Linked DNA regions of Homo sapiens: region 1 is linked to region 2. The links are chromatin loops, found by intact Hi-C in ENCODE. Cell type or tissue: psoas muscle. All regions are shown on one strand.

The links. Peaks named below come from ENCODE experiments on the same cell type or tissue, not always from the same donor. Only the 100,000 strongest peaks of a DNase experiment are listed, where the experiment ranks them.
Region 1: it touches region 2 in a loop (1.9-fold over the local background); 14 of 110 quality-filtered maps call a loop at or near these places.

What each region holds. Positions count from the first base shown.
Region 1 is chr1:39,432,625-39,437,624 of GRCh38, forward strand. MACF1 (microtubule actin crosslinking factor 1) reads left to right here. Exons shown (of 101, transcript NM_001394062.1): 67 at 1-30; 68 at 424-531; 69 at 1,790-2,008; 70 at 2,934-3,137. Among named protein-coding and RNA genes, the nearest start is that of BMP8A, 57 kb to the right of the region's middle. In psoas muscle, no CTCF peak of the experiment used is centred here; no DNase peak of the experiment used is centred here; H3K27ac peaks cover 482 bases.
Region 2 is chr1:39,321,878-39,326,877 of GRCh38, forward strand. MACF1 (microtubule actin crosslinking factor 1) reads left to right here. Exons shown (of 101, transcript NM_001394062.1): 32 at 731-838; 33 at 1,033-1,131; 34 at 2,316-2,468; 35 at 2,769-2,857. Among named protein-coding and RNA genes, the nearest start is that of MACF1, 120 kb to the left of the region's middle. RefSeq lists an enhancer at 48-237. In psoas muscle, no CTCF peak of the experiment used is centred here; no DNase peak of the experiment used is centred here.

The DNA.
Region 1 (5,000 bases), 110 kb after region 2:
CAGACCACAGCTCAGCTTCAGGTACAGAAGGTACGTGCCCACTCTTTCCTGAGCTAATAGAATCATCAGTAACTTAGAGTGACTAGGAGAGTTTCTGACTATCCCATGTCAAGTGGAATAATTTAGTGGCATGATGGTAAATAGAAATTAATTTTCTATGTATTTGGTTGAGATGAGGAAGAATTTTTTTTTTTGCTTTGTGAGAAAGGAAAAATAGGCCCATTAATCCATAATTAGCAATTTCCTTGATAGAAATTTTTGTAAGCTACTAAAAAGATAAGCTAGAGAAGATGTTGGATAGGCAAAGTGTCAAACTGTATAAGAACAATTTTTGATGTGGCTTTTTCATAGATTTTGTCTTAACCTTTAGTAATAACAGGAAAAGGGTCTTTTTACTTCTTAACTACAGTTTACTTTTCAAAGGCTTTCTCCATTGACATTATTCGACACAAAGATTCAATGGATGAACTCTTCAGTCACCGTAGTGAAATCTTTGGCACATGTGGGGAGGAGCAAAAAACTGTATTACAGGTGAATTACATTTATTTATTTGCCATATTGTTCCTGTTTTTATCATGGTGAATTAGAAGCACAATTGTGAAATGATGGTTTAAGGCTTTTTCCCTCCTGGACTTTTCTTATGATTGTTATTAAAGTCCAGCTTGATGTTCTGGGGAATTCAGAATCTTAACCCTGTGTCCACAAATGTTTAAAACAGCCATCCTATATAATGTGAAATATATTGCAAATCCATCTTCTTTATAACAGGGGAATTGCTACTTATCCTCACTCCACAGGGAGCAAGCTTTGAGTTACTTTTCAAGGTATTTATGGTAGATTTTTTTCAGAACCATATGCAGATATTAATTCCTTCATTATATCCTTCTAAAAGGTCGTACCTAGTTTTAAAAGGATTGGTCAAGATGGTTTGTAGACAAGTTTTTTCATTTCGTTTTGTTTTGTTTCATAAAGGATATGTTTAAGCACAGTTTCCTCAGAAATATTCATAAACTGACTGAGCTACTCATCCTAAACATTTGAAGCATAAATGGCAGGTTTCTGGAGACTTTTTTTTAATCAGAAGAAAAATGACAGGCAAAACTTGATAGGCAAAGATTCCATCGTAGCCCCTTAGATGTTCAGTTTTAAACTGATCCATTATAATGGTATATTGGCCAGGCACGGTGGCTCACGCCTGTAATCCCAGCACATTGGGAGGCCAAGGTGGGCAGATTACCTGAGGTCAGGAGTTCGAGACCAGCCTGGCCAACATGGAGAAACCCTGTCTCTACTAAAAATACAAAAATTAGCTGGATGTGGCAGTGGGAACCTGTAATCCCAGCTACTTGGGAAGCTGAGGCAGGAGAATCCCTTGAACCCAGGAGGCGGAGGTTACAGTGAGCTGAGATCGCGCCAGTGCACTCCAGCCTAGGTGACAGAGTGAGACTCTGTCTCAAAAACATATATAATAATAATAATGCTATATCTAAGGTTGTGTATCATTACTGAAAGGTTAATTTTGCTGTGTTTTTCTTATACTATTTTACTGCTTTTTAAACTTTTATCTTTTAAAAATTATAGAAATAAAATATATGTATGATAGGAAAATTAGAAAATTTCAGATAAGTATGAAGAAGAAAATAAAAATCACTTGTAATCTTTACTGATATTTTAAAATAATTTAGTTATGTATTCTTTTAGACTTTTTAATGTATATATACCTACTTTTTTTCTTAAGAGTTTATAATAGTAATACTTATCCTTTTTTTTTTTTTTTTTGCTCACATAGGAAAAGACAGAGTCTCTAATACAGCAATATGAAGCCATTAGCCTACTCAATTCAGAGCGTTATGCCCGCCTAGAGCGGGCCCAGGTCTTAGTAAACCAGTTTTGGGAAACTTATGAAGAGCTCAGCCCCTGGATTGAGGAAACTCGGGCACTAATAGCACAGTTACCCTCTCCAGCCATTGATCATGAGCAGCTCAGGCAGCAACAAGAGGAAATGAGGGTAAGGAGCATGCCAAGTTTCATTTTATTGTTCTAAAATGGTCTCTATAATTTATTTAAAAACAACATTTGTTAGTGTCTATAGGTGCAAGTTCTGTGTTACGAAGTTAATTCTTAATCAGTTAGAATTCCTTTCATAATACATAATCTGAATTATTTCCTTGGTTGTTTAATATCAATTGATTAAACACTAAGATTATAGAGATGTCGAGAACCTTAGAATGACAGAACTAAAGAAAGAACTCACTAAAAATCAATGGAATTTAAAATATTTCCGGGGATAATAGGGTGTTGTTACACTCAAGGTATGGTTGGACAGTACTTTCTACTTAGTTAGGCACCAACTGGAGTGAAAGCCATGAGGTAATGTCAAAAAACATTTGCTCTGTATAGTTAATGACACTTCAAAATGTTTATTTCTGGTTTATGGCTTGTGCTTATTGCTATTCTTATAAGTGGAAGTGTATAAACTGGACGTAGTCAGCAGTAAAGTCAAGGAGTGGTTGGATTGCCAAAAATGTTGCTATTCATAGCTTATCCAGCTTGGTATCTCAGTCTGGGGAGGTAGACAATTATTAAACCATGTAGAGTAAAATAGAGTACATAGAAGTACTTATGATTACAGAAGAGTGTGGAGTAGACTTGTATGACACAGCTGGTAGGGGAAGAGAAGAGAGGATGTTTCCAGGAAGGCTGCTAGGGTGATGAGACATCAGAACTGACTTTCAAAAATTAAATTGGGTAATGTCAGAACCTAAGACTTAGGTGTTTTTCTGTTCCCACACAAATGGTGAGATGCTGGGCCTTGCTGGTTTTTAACAATTTTGTTTGTTCCTCTTAAAGTTGATATTAGCTCTGATCAAAGTATCTAAATACATAAACTGGTATAAAAGTACTCATTATGGTTTAATTCTTTTTTTACCTAGCAATTAAGGGAATCTATTGCTGAACACAAACCTCATATTGACAAACTACTAAAGATAGGCCCACAACTAAAGGAATTAAACCCTGAGGAAGGGGAAATGGTGGAAGAAAAATACCAGAAAGCAGAAAACATGTATGCCCAAATAAAGGAGGAGGTGCGCCAGCGAGCCCTGGCTCTGGATGAAGCCGTGTCCCAGTCCACACAGGTATGTGTGTGTCTGACACTCATAACCTTGAATTGTCTACTGTTCTAAACAAGAGGTCTCTGTATCAGGTATGTCTCTGTGCTCAGGAATGTCCAGAGCAGCATGTTAATACGTGATCGGTAGATAGAACAGAAAGCTTAGCCTATCTTCATTTTTATTCCAAGGAACATTGGCATACTGACATTCTAAGGAGAGTGAAATGAGTCTTGGCTGGTATATATTGTCTGTTGATGGTTTCTCTGAAAACTTTATGTTGTGATGATCCTTTAGCAGATGATTTTGGATAAATTTACCTTGCAGATTCAAAAGCAGTGACTGCCTCAAAAAAGTACTTATTGAACCTGTTACTTTTTTGCTTTAGAGCAACAGCACATTAGTTTTCTTAAGCAACCAGCTAACTCATAGTTTAAGATGCTTGAGTAAGGAGTAGTAAGAGCCAAAGAGAAGCATAAACCAGCAGAGGGATTTAAAGCATGTAACTACATACTTTCAACTAATATATTACTCTTAGTGGTACTGTTGTCATGTCTGGGTATTTTATTCCTATGTTTAGTCAATATTCTTGGTTAATATTTGTACTTACTCAAGTTTCTCCCCCCACCTTCCGTCCCATCTCTCACTCACATTGTGGAATGTGTTACTTTGTGTTGTTGCTGCCTGCTCCTGTCTTCCCCACATCGTCACATTTCATTGTTGTGTTGACCGCGCCCACCATTACAGATTACAGAGGTAAGGTACCCATCCCCATTGGGACTAGGGTGTTCTTATAATGCTGAAAATTGAGGTCATTACCTGTAAGGGAATTTCCCTTAACTTTAGTGGAATAAATTTAATTAGTGCAGTTTATTATGCCAGTTTCATTTGGGGTGGAACCTAGAAGTGAGAGAGTGATGGGAAGTGATGTTGTTAAGGAATCCCACCATGTTTTTTCTATAGGACACTTGAAATTGATAAGCCTTTCTTTAACTAAAACCAGAGTTGGTTTGAGATAGATTTTTCTTAGGAGGCATGCTTATCTGTTTTGCTCTTTTCTCTCCTCTCTGCATCAAATTTTAATGAGAACTTTTCAGTTGTAGTCATGTTATTCAAAGTAACAGAAAAGTGGGAAGGTAATAATTCTTCAAGAATAAGGTTAGATTTGGTCTTCCTTAATTACCTTTCATTATTCCAACGTTTTTTCTCTCTTATTGTTCCATAAGGTGGGTCGTTAAACTGCATGCCATGTTACTTTTAAACTACAAGTCGTGTAGCATATTAAGTTTCCCATCCATTTACACAGCTGGTGGAGGGCATCTAACTTGTTGGTCTAGTCTGTTGCATGCAACTGTCATCTCAGATGTTGACATACTGACTCTCAGCAGTTTCATAGTCTTGTCCCTTTTTTGTTACATTAGTTGGAATAGGAGAAATATTGTGGCAGCACTAAAGATTTGAATTGGTTTCTAGTATATTCATATATTTAGATTCTTAAAATAAATATTGGCTTTTTTTTTTTTTAATGGGCCAGCTCTGTATATGCCCAAAACAGTTTTGTTGTTGTTTTTTTCTTTTTCTTTTTTTTTTCTTTTAGACAAAGTCTTACTCTGTCGCCCAGGCTGGAGTGCAGTGGTGCTATCTCAGCTCACTGCAACCTCTGCCTCTCGGGTTCAAGTGATTGTCATGCCTCAGCCTCCCTAGTAGCTGGGACTACGGGCGTGCGCCACCACACCCGGCTAATTTTTTGTATTTTTAGTAGGGACGGCGTTTCACCATGTTGGCCAGGCTGGTCTTGAACTCCTGACCTCAGGTGATCCACACACCTCAGCCTCCCAAAGTGCTGGGATTACAGGTGTGAGCCACCACCCCTGGCCCAAAACAGTTTCT
Region 2 (5,000 bases):
GTCATCTTTGGGTTTTAGAAAAAGTATTCTGGTGGAACAATAGAGAATAAATTGAGATTAGACTAGAAGCAGTGAAAGTACCTAAGAGGCTACCGCACTTATAAGGCTACTTCATGTGAGAGAAGAAGAGAGTGGACTAGAGCAGAACTTGCAGGGTTGCAGAGGAAGTGGCAGAATAGTATGGTAAAATGAGAATACTGGTTCAGGGATTAGAAATCTAAGATTCTAATCCTAACTCTGTTAACACTTACCCACTTAGTTAATTAGGGAAATTCACATCCCCTCTCTGGGTTTCACTTTCCCCACAGGTGAGATGAAAGGGTTGGTCAGACTGCAACTAAGGCGTGAGCAAACTATGACCCACAGGCCAAATCTTGTCCACACACCTGTTTTTGTATGGCCCATGAGAAAAGGTTGAAAAGAAAATCAAAAGAATAATATTTTATGATGTGAAAATAATATGAACTTCAGTTTTTAGTGTTCATAAATAAAGTTTTATTCTAACAACCACACCCTTTCATCTATATATTGCCTATGGCTGCTTTCACTTATAATGAGAGAGATAGTATGGCCTGATATTTTCTGTCTGGCCTTTTACAGGAAAAGTTTGCTAACCTCCAGCATGAGTGGTCACCAAAACGCTTCCAGCAATAAAAAGCTATGATTTATTACATGATGTATGTGAATTATAAAACCCTGAGTAACTGTAGCGAAATTCATCCTTTCCTAGGACTATGAATTGCAACTGATGACATACAAGGCCTTTGTGGAATCGCAGCAGAAATCCCCTGGCAAGCGCCGTCGCATGCTTTCCTCTTCAGATGCCATCACTCAAGAGGTGAGAGGGTGGGGGAAGGAAATACACCACTGTCTTCCCTTAAGGAAAGATTCATTTGCCTGGGCCTTACATTTTGATTTAGGGCTCACTTTTCTGGTGAACATGTGACTGCATGAACATTTCCTCTTATTTTGAACTATTTAAATTTCATTTTCTGGCAGACGATTTATTTAAATTGTTCTTTTGAACCACAGTTCATGGACTTAAGGACTCGCTACACGGCATTGGTGACTTTAACAACTCAGCACGTGAAATACATCAGTGATGCACTCCGGCGTCTGGAGGAGGAGGAGGTGAGGACAGTTGGGTCCAAAGTCATCTTGAAAGTACAGTAAAACATCTTAGCCAGCACGGTGGTGTGTGCCTGTAGTCTCTGGTACCCAGGTGGCTGAGTTGGGAGGATTACTTGAGTCTAGGAGTTTGAATCCAGCATGGGTGACATAGGGAAATCCCCTCTCTACAAAAAATATTTAAAAATTAGCTGGGCATGGTGGCACACACCTGTGGTCCCAGTTACTTGGGAGGCTGAGGTGGAAGGATCACTTGGGCCTGGGAAGTTGAGGCTGCAGTGACCATGATTGTGCCACTGCACTCCAGCCTGGGCAATAGGCTGTCTCAAAAAAAAGCCCAAAATATCCCACATACCCCGTAAATATATACACCTACTATGTACCCACAAAAATTAAAAAAATTTTTTAAACCAGCAAAATATATGCTATATATGTAACATATAATTAAATTATTATATAATATATATTTTATTTGAGAGACAAGGAAGTTAGAATACTATGTATAATTATGATTTCATTAAAAACAAAACTGTGTACTACAAAGACATGGCATAGAAAGAAGTTTATAGGCACCTATACCAAATTTCTGGGGAAATAACGTTAACTTACATAATTATGTATTTTAGACTTGTTTGAATTTATTGTAATGAGCATGTCATCTGTTTGTAACTGTAAAAATCTTCTGTCTTTGTAAAATAAGTTTCTGCATATTCAGCCTCTCTTATAAAAAAAAAGCTGTTAAAACATTAACCATACCATCTTTTGCTTTTTAAATTAGCAAGACTTTCTTTATATCCATACCTACATAATGTAATCTCAGTAGGCTTCAGTCTCTTCTCTTCTTACAGATTCACCTGTAAACCTAAGAATTATGAAAATGAGTAAGATGCTATATGTGAAGAGATTTTTTTAAAAAGCATCAAATAATTATTGAGTGCCTATTATATATAAAACAGTGGTTTGTATTTTTCAGAAAGGTATTAAACCTAGGTATAATAAATTTAGCTCACAAACACCTGTGAGCAATACTGTAGGCTGGGCTAAATTATACTTGGGGTTATTTTCACAGCCCACTTATTTAGGTAACTGTATCTGTTTTTAGGAAGACTTCATTTAAGAAAATCTGAAGTCGTGCCAGCCTAATAAAAGACATTGCTAGCATATTGATTTTCTATTTCCTATTCTAGAAAGTGGTAGAAGAGGAGAAACAAGAACATGTGGAGAAGGTTAAAGAACTTTTGGGCTGGGTGTCTACCCTAGCGAGGAATACACAAGGAAAAGCTACCTCATCCGAGACCAAAGAATCAACAGACATTGAAAAAGCTATTTTGGAACAGCAGGTGAGAAGAAGGTCCATCTCTGTTTACCTGGGTAGAATAATATGTGATAATACATTAGGTGGAATAGTAGAAGTCACATGTGGGCCATTCCAGAAGTGATTGCTACCTGAGTAAATGTTAAAGAAACTTAAGAAGCCATCTTGTTTGTTCTTGTACCTTTTTATCAGCTGTAGCTCATTGGTGATAATAATTTGACCTAAGCTGCATATTTTCTCTAGGATTTAAAAAAATAATTTTAAATAATTTTTGACTCTTAATTCTTGGGTTTTGAAGCTTTTTCTCTTTATTTCTACCATGTAGGTTCTGTCAGAAGAGCTGACAACAAAGAAAGAACAAGTCTCTGAAGCTATTAAAACATCACAGATCTTCTTGGCCAAGCATGGTCATAAGTGAGTATTAAATGAGAGATTATGGCACATCTGGGGCACCTGGTCTATCAGTCTAAAACTTACAGCCATAATGAGATTTCAGAATGGAGAATTCAGAGCAGCAAGAGCCAGATTATGGGGACCCTGTAGTTCATACGGAGGAGTTTGCATTTAATTTGTTGGCTATGGGAAGAGATTTTAAATGTGATTGTGTTTTACTTTTAAAGGTTGCTAGAACAGTTATATGAAGAAAGGATTGACATGTGGTGAGAATAGAGGCTGAGAGGCCTGTTAAGAGGCTATTCTGATAATGTAGACAAGAAATGACGAGGAATGGAAACAAAGAGACTAATATTCAAGAGATGTTAAGGATAATGAATCTATGGGTGTGGTTACACATGAAAATTATCGCATAAAGTGACAGAGATTTGAATTATCAGTGTATTAGAAACCATGTGGGTAGATTACTCAAAAGGGCTTTTTGGGGCTTCTCAGCCTGTTAAGGAAGCCTCAGAGAAGGAAAAGGAAAATTATGAGTGATAACTCAGAACCCAAGAAAGAACAGAGTTCCAAAAAGGAGAGAAGTTCAGAAGTCAAGAAAAGTTGAGAAATATCTGTTACATTTGGCAAGTTAGAAGTCTTTGGTGCCTCTGGTGACAAGTTGTGGGATGAGGTCAGATTTAGTATGGTGAGGAGCACATTGGAGGCAAGCAAGGCGAAACAGAACTGCTCTTTCAAGAAGCCAGGACATAGGAGCAAAAAATATAATAGAGTCAATATTTAAAAATGAAATATATGGTCAAGAAGGGTTTTGTTTTCTTAAAAGATACAATGGACTTAACTATGTTTTCGAGTAAGTCTCAAGGACAAAGGGGAGGAGATAATTAGAGAAAGGTCCCAGTGGACATGCAAGAGGAGGAAACTCATTGATAGTTAGAAAGTACAACCTTAAACAGGAAATTGGGACCACCTTTTTTCTGAGGTGGAGATGAGGGAAAGGAGATTAAGAAAGGTATGGATAGAGGTAAATTTGTTAGGACCGAAGCCAGAAAGTAAGAGAATTAGTGCCCAGTGGTCTGTATTTTCTCTTTGAAATAGGTGGAGAGGTTTGTTGAAAGGATGGTGCCGAGGAGAAAGGAAGAGGGACTTGGCTGGGAATTTACAAGAGGATTGTCAGGAAGTATTGTGACCCAGTTGAGATTGGAAACCAGTGGGCTCTGTCTATGTGGTTGTGGAATTTTTTTTTCTCTAACTGGATTTACCTAGCAGCCTTAGTGTAGGAGCAGAAGAGACTGGTGGTTTGATTGATTTGGGGTTGGGCTTTTATCAGGTTAGCGAGTGGAGAGTGCAAGGATAATGGTAAGGAACTGATCAAGAATATGGATTGTGGGGTCTGGCCTCTGAAGAAAAGAAACTTAATAGAGAGGACTGATAGAATAAGAGGAAATGGAGGCATTAAGGAAGGCTTAGGACATATCCATGAGTTGATGGATAGATCCCATTTGAATCAACAGAGTTCATTCTCAGAAACATAATGTGGAATGAAAAAAGAAAGTTGCGGGATTCATCAGATTCAAGAGGTGGTTACCTTTGGGAAGAAAGGGAAAGGAATGGACTTGGTGACAAATATACAGTGGGCTTTAATTATATCTGTAATGTCTTATTTCTAAGAAAGGGTCTAAAGCGGCCAGGTGCGGTGGCTCACGCCTATAATCCCAGTACTTTGGGAGGCTGAGGCGGGCAAATCACCTGAGGTCAGGAGTTCGAGACCAGCCTGGCCAGCATGGTGAAACCCAGTTTGTACTAAAATTACAAAAATTAGCTGGGTGTGGTGGCGGGCACGTGTAATCCCAGCTACTCGGGAGGCTGAGGCAGGAGAATCACTTGAACCTGGGAAGTGGAGGTTGCAGTAAGCCAAGATCGCACCACTGCACTTCAACCTGGGTGACAGAGCGAGACTCCATCTCAAAAAAAAAAAAAAAAAAAAAGAGAGAAGAAAAAGAAAAGGCCCTAAAGCAAATATGTAAAATAGTAAATTGTGAAATGAAAGCTGGATAGCTAGACAACAGGTAAATAAGAATGTGTTACATTCTTCTGCCTGTTTAAAATATTTTATTTTAAAAAGAAAATAGGTATAGAAGGAGTAAAGAAAGATAAAACTGAA